2 separate regions of the Homo sapiens genome follow, and region 1 is linked to region 2. Evidence: chromatin loops called from intact Hi-C (ENCODE). Cell type or tissue: OCI-LY7. All regions are shown on one strand. Each heading gives the region's core, and the rest is flanking DNA. Links, peaks and the distances in the headings are about the cores only.

The links. Peaks named below come from ENCODE experiments on the same cell type or tissue, not always from the same donor. Only the 100,000 strongest peaks of a DNase experiment are listed, where the experiment ranks them.
Region 1: a loop joins it to region 2, with 8 times the contacts of the local background. A loop is called at or near these places in 7 of 110 quality-filtered maps.

The regions. Positions count from the first base shown.
Region 1 is chr2:7,669,787-7,674,179 of GRCh38, reverse strand. LOC101929510 (a long non-coding RNA gene) reads right to left here. Exons shown (of 5, transcript XR_007088657.1): 5 at 1-334. It overlaps LOC107985848 (a long non-coding RNA gene), which reads left to right and starts at 1,895. Exons shown (of 2, transcript XR_001739272.2): 1 at 1,895-2,098; 2 at 2,273-2,509. RefSeq lists a silencer at 1,808-2,102. In OCI-LY7, for the core only: CTCF peaks have their summits at 1,698 and 1,919 (motif pointing right); a DNase peak (open chromatin) is centred at 1,919.
Region 2 is chr2:7,565,569-7,569,961 of GRCh38, reverse strand. No RefSeq gene overlaps it. Among named protein-coding and RNA genes, the nearest start is that of LINC01871, 160 kb to the left of the region's middle. In OCI-LY7, for the core only: CTCF peaks have their summits at 1,837 and 2,039; a DNase peak (open chromatin) is centred at 2,111; H3K4me3 peaks cover 1,153 bases; H3K27ac peaks cover 1,870 bases.

The DNA.
Region 1 (4,393 bases), core at 115-4,114, 100 kb before region 2:
AAAGTTCCTCTTATATTCCTCTAGAGTAGAAGCCCAAAACTCTAGTTACTTCATGGAAATGTCTTTCCTTGTGGTTTTCCAGACAGTTTTGGCTGATGCCCAGCCTTCTGAGTAGGTAAAATAATTTTCTGGAAAGTATCCGAATGATTCAGCACATCCACTGAGTTTCTAGTCAGGAGTCTGGCCCTGTCCCTGGTGATGGAGCTTCTGTTTTTGATTCTCCCCTTTTACTGGTCGGCACCAAATTCCCCCTGGTTGACACCTTAAATGCCAGTTCAAATGCTGCCCTCTGATACTTTCTTTTCAGAATCAAGGCTCAATTCCAAACAAGTTCCTGTTTAAAGAACAGACAAGAAAGAGCATATTGAGGCAAAGAGGTTAGAACTGAGATGTGGAGAGGGGAAAGAATGAAAAATAAATAAATAAAAAGAGGAAAAAGGGAGGTGAAAGAGGCTGAGATCCGGCTACCAGCCCAGACCCCAGACTTGCATGGCTGGGCGCCCAAGGACACCGCACCTGTAGACTCCGGAGGCAAATCCAAAGTGACTCTCTCCTCAAAGCATTGTGCACCCTGGATTTTCCATTCATAAATGCTAAAATGGCCATTGCCTACCCTGCACCTAGGATTTCAACCTGGAACTTTTCACACCCTCTGTGCATTTCCTGGAGACCCTTCCCATCATCCACATGATCTGTAGGAGCACCACGGTCCTTCAGTTCTGCCAGCTAAGCTGCTCTTGAATTCGCCTTCATCCAGATGGACTTTTTCAGAAGGCCTCCTTGGCCTGGGCAGCCGCAGCCTCCAGCATTGCTCCTTTCTCTCTGCAGCAGGAGTGATCTTTCCAGGATGTTTATCTGTATCTGTCAGGTGGCTGTTCCGCCCCTGCTTAAAATTCTCCAGCAGGACTTCAGAGTTGCCAGGGTGAAATGCAGAGCCACTGGCTCACCCTCCCTGGTCTGATCCTGTGCATGTCTTCTAAACTTATCTCTGGCACCATGGCCATGTGAAATAGTCGTTCCAGCATTTCCTTAAGCATATATTTTTAATCTTCTTTTGCCTCCTATTCCCTCTATTTGAAATGTCACCCACACCACTTCCCCATTAATAGCTGCTTTTCTGTCTTGCTAGCTCCTACACATTTGCACATCACCTGGACATTATCGGCACCTCAAAGCCTCTCCTGGCGTTGTTCCTTCCAGAGTGAGGTGCCCCTGTCGGTTCTCCCATAAAACCATGGGTTGCACTGCATGTAGCTCTCTGGACTCTGATCATTGATTTACTTTCCTTTCTCCCTTAGTCACCTTTGAGTTCCACGTGCTGTCGGCCCATCTCAAACTCATGACACAATTGTTGACACATAGATGGTAGCCAGTGCTTGTCAACTAAAGAAGAGAATGGGAAAGGAAGAAGACAAAAGTGACCAAAGAAAAAAAACAGGTAAACTCAGTGCTGATGTTAAAAAATCAAAAGATGTTGTGCTGCCTTGAGAAGGTTTTTGCACACTTAAATATGGGTCAAATATTAGCATGTCAAAAAAGGAGAGGCACACAATGTTACCAGACCCCTTTCCTCCCTGGGCTGCGTAGGAACAGTGGTAACCTCAGCCTTCACAGAGAGAGACATCTTCCTGGAATAACCTGCATGTCAGGGCGGTATGCGGTATCCTACCCACGCCTGGGTGCTGCGTTAGCCTCCTGTTTCCTGTCTGCCCACTCACATTTGATTTGACCTCTTTCTCACCAGAAAAGCTATATTCTCTCACAACATATGTTTTTTTTTTTAATTCTACCCATCCTTCTAAGATGTTCGCATCTCTCTTTAACATTTGTCAAAATGGCTTCACCTCATGACTTTATTTTGCAAATTCACTTATTTAGAGGCTTGTTAAAACAGACCTGCCCTTGCAATTTAGGGATGCAGCCACCAGGTGGCAGGATGGTGCTCAAACTGCAGGATGCAGGCTTTCCCTGAATTCCTCAGGATTCAGGTTTCCAGTCAATGCAAGAAGCCCTTCTTCCGTCCCTTCAGGATCAGCCTGCTCTCTGCAGGGCGCTTCCAGGGACAAGGCCTCATGAGGACAGCCCACTCCATAAACAGGTAAATCTTGGGAGTAGAGATACTCTGGAGCAGGTCAACAATATTTACTGTGCAAATGCCAGGGACCCAGCATTTGATAAGAGCTGCAGATAAAAAAGATGCTGAAGAGGTTCTCTTAAGAGGAAATCTCATTTTAAGAGCTCACATCACCTAAAATGTTTTCCTTTAACTCAGGTGGAATGCTGCCTTGATCAAGTGCAGTCTCCTTCCCAGCTCTGCAATGCAAGCGCACCCTGGACCCTGACTTCCCCATCCTCCTTTTATGCAGTCTCAAACTGATGTGTCATCGCTCCACAGTCCCTCAAGCCCCCAAGCTTCTCCCTCCTGCCTAGCTCCTTCCCTGGCCCCCAAAGAAGGCTGACAGGAGAAACTAAACTGAAATAAAGAGGCCATGGTAGCTCTGTTTCCTAAGATGTTTTGTTCTTTTTCTACCCATAAGGGAATGATTCAAAATGTCCCTCCACCTGGGTCCAACCGGTTTGCCTGAAGTTAATTCACTCACCAGCTGTTAAGGCTGCTTCTGTCCTTGGGTGAAATTTGGCTGGCTCACCCACTCTTCGGAGCTACAACTGGGCCTGGCCTCATTAGAAGCCATGTGGCCTCTGTAGCTGGCACCGTGGCTGTCCCCCGAGTCAGCCGGGATTGCATCAGCTCCTCTGATGGCCAGAAGCAGATTTCACATTTTTTCCTCTCTCGAATGTGTGCTGTCTTCTTGCTGCGTTCTGATTTAGCTTCCTATCTCTGAGACACATATTTAGCTCTCGTCTCATTTGCAGAGGTACTGTCATGCTTTTGAACGATGTGGTCTTACTTTTCCAGCTGTTCCATGTCACCAAACCAACATTCTTTGGGGTTACACTTGTGGGGAATTGTCTTCCAAAAGACTATCTTTCTATTTCAAGTTTTGCCTAAGCATCTCCAGCAGACATTATCAATGAGGTAATTTTTGGCAAACTTAAGAGCGTGATCCTGCGTAACAGATGCTTAGGAGAGCACTGACAACTCACACAAGATGATTACCATTCCACTGGCTTGACCCTCCTAGGTTGAGAGCACAAGGGGGAGGGTTTTTTTGATAGAATTGATGAGACTCAAAAAGATCTGATTTTGGTCTTTCAATGTCAGTGGATACCACTCAGGATGTGTTGAACTGGGGAGGGGAGCTGGCCTGCACTAAACACATACCACACGTCCAGCACTCCGTAAGGTAGGCTCAGCTATTTTCAAGGTAAACCTGTAAGCATTCTGTTATTATGCCTTTTAAAAGATGTGAAACTGAAGATCTGAGTCTAAGAAATGTTTAGCCAATGCTGCACAGATCGTAGAGGTTCAAAGCAGGCTATAATTCAAGGTCTTTCTGTATCCAAAGCTTGTGCTCCTCAAAAGCAGTACAATTCCTTTCTAAATTAACTTTGATTTCTTTTTTCTGATTATAAAAGCAAAAGTTGCTAATGTAAAAAAAAAAATGGAAAAATACATAAAAATGTAAACAGAGACCTCAAATCACTTTTAATTCATTAACATTTTGTTATTTTTTTCTTTCCGTACTGGTTTTTCTAGATAACTAATTAGACAGATGAGACAGACAGACAGACAGATGGCCCATAGTATCTTTAACCATTTCTCTATTGTGGTTCTAGTTACATATGTCAAACTGACTTCTAAAAATAAATGAGCAGCAATTCATAGCAGTATATGAGTATATCTATCTCATATCAGAAGAGGCAATAATGTAGTAACTTCTATGGCTTTGGTTTCCCTTCTAAGAGAAATTGACATCTTATTCCTTTAATTACATTACTAACCAGATTGAACAATTTTCAATTTGGTTATTTTTCGTATTTATTTCCATATTTACTTTTCAATAAAAAGTAAATTTTTTAAATTTTCCCTATTAGAGGTTAGATATTTCTTTATTCAGAATTACAGATCTCTTTTCTCATTTTATGGCAAACACATCCATGTTTGTTTTATACAGATCTATAATTCTTTCTTCCTGGCTTTAGAAATGAAAGCTAACTTTTCTTACTTTGGGAAATAATGCCTAACTAACTTCAGGCTAGTCTTTGGGCTAATAGGGAATTCCTACAAGTGCCAGTCTGCAAATGAAAATGAATTCTAGCCAAGTTATTATCATTTTGACCTTTAATTACATGTGTCCTTCTTCTCCCTCCTTTGAAGACCAAATTAAAAAACAAAGCAAAACAAAACAAAACACTTGGTTTTTGTATATCTCCTAAATCTGACAAGCAATTTTTGGCTTCCTCATAAGTTTCTGTTGCTGTTATTCTCCAC
Region 2 (4,393 bases), core at 307-4,306:
ACAGAACAAAGTAATGTTTACTTGTGATATGGCTCATGTTTTGATGACAAAAAGTGATAATTCTAGAGATTCACTAACATGGTTCAATTAAAAAAAGAAAAAGAACACATGTGCTAGAATGCATTACAGCACTCAGAATGACAGCCAACATGTAATGAGTGCTGTAGAAGTGATGGTATTATTGGCCCATGAGCACTACATTGTTATATGCATAAATCTGGTTTGGGAGTGCCTCCCCAGGGCCTTGGAAAGCTTGAGAAGCCCCTGCTCTTTGGTACAATGCCTGAAAATCAACTGACATGTTAGCGGCTGTGTGGGGAGCACAGTGATTCAGAGAGCAGCTTTGGAGGCAAAGCTGGGTGATGCTGGGACATGGCCGATCTTCCCTGCAGTTCAGCTTTGATGGCCCCAGCTGTGATGGCACCTTGAAGAGTTATTCTGAAGAAGAATGAAACAATGTAGGTATAGCCCCCAGCATGGCAACATCACTCATACGTGTGGGACAAATTGGCCAGGCCCCAGCTCAGTGGAATTCCACTAGGCATGTTGGCTGAGAGTGAAGAGAATAGCCCAGCAGTGCTTACCTCCTGTGGACTAGTGTATATTTCTTTTTTTTTTTTTCTTTTTTTGAGATGGAGTTTTGCTCTTGTTGCCCAGGCTGGAGTGCAATGGTGCAATCTCGGCTCACCATGACTTCTGCCTCCCAGGTTCAAACAATTCTCCTGCCTCAGCCTCCCAAGTAGCTGAGATTACAGGCACGTGCCACCACGCCTGGCTAATTTTGTATTTTCAGTAGGCATGGGGTTTCTCCACGTTGGTCAGGCTGTTCTCAAACTCCCGACCTCAGATGATCCCCCCGCTTCGACCTCCCAAAGTGCTGGGATTACAGGCGTGAGCCACCGCACCCTGCCGGCTAGAGTATATTTCTCACTATTGGAAGAGAACGATGGCTTGGTGGAACAGCATCGGGCTTAGATTTAAGGGTCTGGGTTGAAACTCTGGCTGCAACACAAATGTTGAGCCTTTTGTGGAGTCACTTAAACTCTCTTAGTCCCCATTTCTCTGTCAAACGACTATCATAAGACCTACTTCTCAGAGTGACCATGAAGCCTAAAGGAAGTCATATATGTGAAAGCACCCAGAGTGTGCCAATGAATGTATTAGAGTTGACACTTCACACTAGAGTAGCCTTTTTCTGTTGTTTTTTAAATCACTGCTACTACAGACCAGAGAATAGTTATCTATTAGTTGTGTATTTTCTTGCATAGCACTGAGCTAGGAACTGATGAAGCAGAGGCCAACCAAACAGACATGCTCCCTGCTTGTCTGACTTTTCATCTATGTAATAACTTTGAATAACTCCTTAAAATAAATAAAGATAAATGCTCACTCTTATATGGTAAAGAAACTGAGGTATAACAACTTTAAGACAAAGACAAACAATATTTTGACATGTCATGGGGTCTACCAAAGTACCTTGACTATAACATGTATAGAATTAAAGATGCATCAAAACATGCATGAAGAATTCCGAGACAGAAAGAAAAGTTGTCGGCAGTGGGGGGTTTTCTAAAGAGAAATGAGCAGCAGTCTCCCAGGAGCCACACCCTGTCTCTCAGCCATGTTTTATTTATTGAACATGGGACTCTGGCAGGAGGACATGTGTCTTCTCTTTAACCTCAATGAGAGAATGCGGGGAATGGCCCCAAGCAAAGGAGGTCCTGCCCATCCTTGGGCAAGAGTCATATGTGCTTCTCCTCCATCACCCCAAGCCGATGCCTCATTTTCCAAACCAGCCTCCTCTCTACACCCCTGTCCCTACAAATGCTTGACTGGCTAAGAGGATGGATGGGCATTTGGCAGATGAATTCGGGGCTGCTCAGTATACTTGGACTTTGGCCAGTGCTTTGAGATTGAGGTGGGCATAGAAAAGTGTTAGCTGGAAGACAGCTGCAATTCTAAGTTGGGAGAGCACAGGGCAGTGCACTCTCTTTCCTCTGAACTTGTAGCTGAAAGAAGCTCGCTGCTGCCACACACCTGTGACTTTGTGTGAGATGTGAGCTGCCGGTCCCAGGGAGCCCCTCAGAGCTGGTGGGAGCAGAGGCACCCTGCACCCTCACAAAGTTCTCCACAGTTCAGCTGCACCTGGGACTGTGTAGGTGTGTTTTTCTCCTCTTGTTGATTTGGTTACCGAAAAGAGCTTTTGATGGAGACCACATCCTTTTACTGAGTATCAAGAAAGTTTATTAAAAGTAGCTCAGAGAACACAATAAAACCCCCAACTATCTGATTCAATAGTGCTCGCCTGACTTTCCTTTCTCTGTCACCAAGTTATAAACACACCTTCTGTAATCAGCTGTACTTTCCATCTTGAAAGGATATTTCAGAAAGGGAGATAAGACAAACGGGCAATGGCAGATGATAAATCAGAATGTATATTGGATTCTTTTAAAAAGATATGGTAAATTCTCATTCAAAGTATACAAAAGCATGTATTGCTGAGTTACAAATACTGATATGCTTTAACTCGTTCTATGATAACAGCCAGGAATGTATCTAAGATGGCATATAACTTTCAAAGAGTCCTTTCCCTTCCGTGCAAATGTTGTTGCTGAGAGTGTCTGCAGCCTGCATGAACTGGCATGTACTGCCAACAGGTACAGGAGCATTCTAAGCAGAGGGAAGATTTAAGTCTTTAGTCCATCTTGGATTAATTTTTGTATAAGGTGCAAGGAAGGGATCCAGTTTCAGCTTTCTACATATGGCTAGCCAGTTTTCCCAGCACCATTTATTAAATAGGGAATCCTTTCCCCATTTCTTGTTTTTGTCAGGTTTGTCAAAGATCAGATGGTTGTAGATGTGTGGTGTTATTTCTGAGGGCTCTGTCCTGTTCCATTGGTCTATATCTCTGTTTTGGTACCAGTACCGTGCTGTTTTGGTTACTGTAGCCTTGTAGTATAGTTTGAAGTCAGGTAGCGTGATGCCTCCAGCTTTGTTCTTTCGGCTTAGGATTGACTTGGCAATGTGGGCTCTTTTTTGGTTCCATATGAACTTTAAAGTAGTTTTTTCCAATTGGTAGCTTGATGGGGATGGCATTGAATCTATAAATTACCTTGGGCAGTGTGGCCATTTTCACGCAGAGGGAAGAGCATGTGCAAGGGCAGAAAGGAGTGCCCAGTGTGGAGACTCTGCAGCTGAGAGGTTACACACACTCACTTCTCATTTTAGGCTTACAACAGTCAAGGGAGGTTGTAAGGGATATGTAGGTAATGTGGTTTAAGAGGTCAAAGATCAGAAAAATTACACATTGCAAAAGCCACGGCTTGAAAGGCAAAGAGAACAGGAACTCATAGCTTGGACACTTACTAGCCGTGAGGCATTGAGTAAGTGATCAGCCTCAATGTCTCTGTCTTTAGAATGGGCATGATGATGCCCACTTCATAAGACTTGCTTTAAAGATTGCATTAGGAAAAAAATGTAAATCCTAACATCATGTAGCAGATGCTCGAAAAGTGTCCTTTTTCTTCTCTTTTCCCACTTTCTTTTTACCTTCCCGTCACGTTCCAGTCCTGTCTCCTCCATCCACCATTCTTGGTGCTGTTTCTTCCCTCTGTGCTTTCCAGGAAGCCCTTCTGGAGCCTATTTTTGAAAGGGGTGAAATTTCTCCTGGCCCTGAGGCCTCACCTGACTTCTCCCTTTGGCACCCAGGCTGCTCTGCCTCCAAGGCTCCAGCATGTTCTTCCCCAGAGTAGGCTCTGAATTGTACATTTTTATTGTTTCTCAACCTGGTGCTTAATGGAGGTTTAACAAATGTTTGCTGCCGATCATGAAATAGTCTTTTTCAAGCCAGAATTATGGAACAATTACAGTGTCAAAGGGAAGGTTGGCTGCCATTTATGTGAAGGTTAATTGTTAATAGAGCCACCAAAAGAGGACATCTCACTGCTCTGAAGCCAGAAGTGAAGAAAAGGCTCAACATCAGAAATATTTCTCCTTTTTAACAAATCATTTTTAAGAGAAAGACTTTTGAAATACATCGTTCTTTGACACGAGCTAAGACATCAAATACACACAGCTGAGTCACTGAAAATTAATAAAGAGCAGACATGGGCAGAGATACAGATTACATTAGTAAATTACTGAGTTTATGTTCAGCATGTTGCCTTCCAGGTATGATCCCGTATAATCAATAATCTTTGGATGTTCTGCAAAAGAGACATGCTACCGACTGAAAGTCAGTATCCCCTCAAAATTCATAGGTTGAAGCCTTAATCCCTAACGTGATGGTCTTAGGAGGTGGGGCCTGAGAGTGGTGATCAGACCCTGAGGTTGCAGTCCTCATGAATGAGATTAGTGCCCTCAAAAAGAAACACAAAAGAGATGAGCTCTCTGC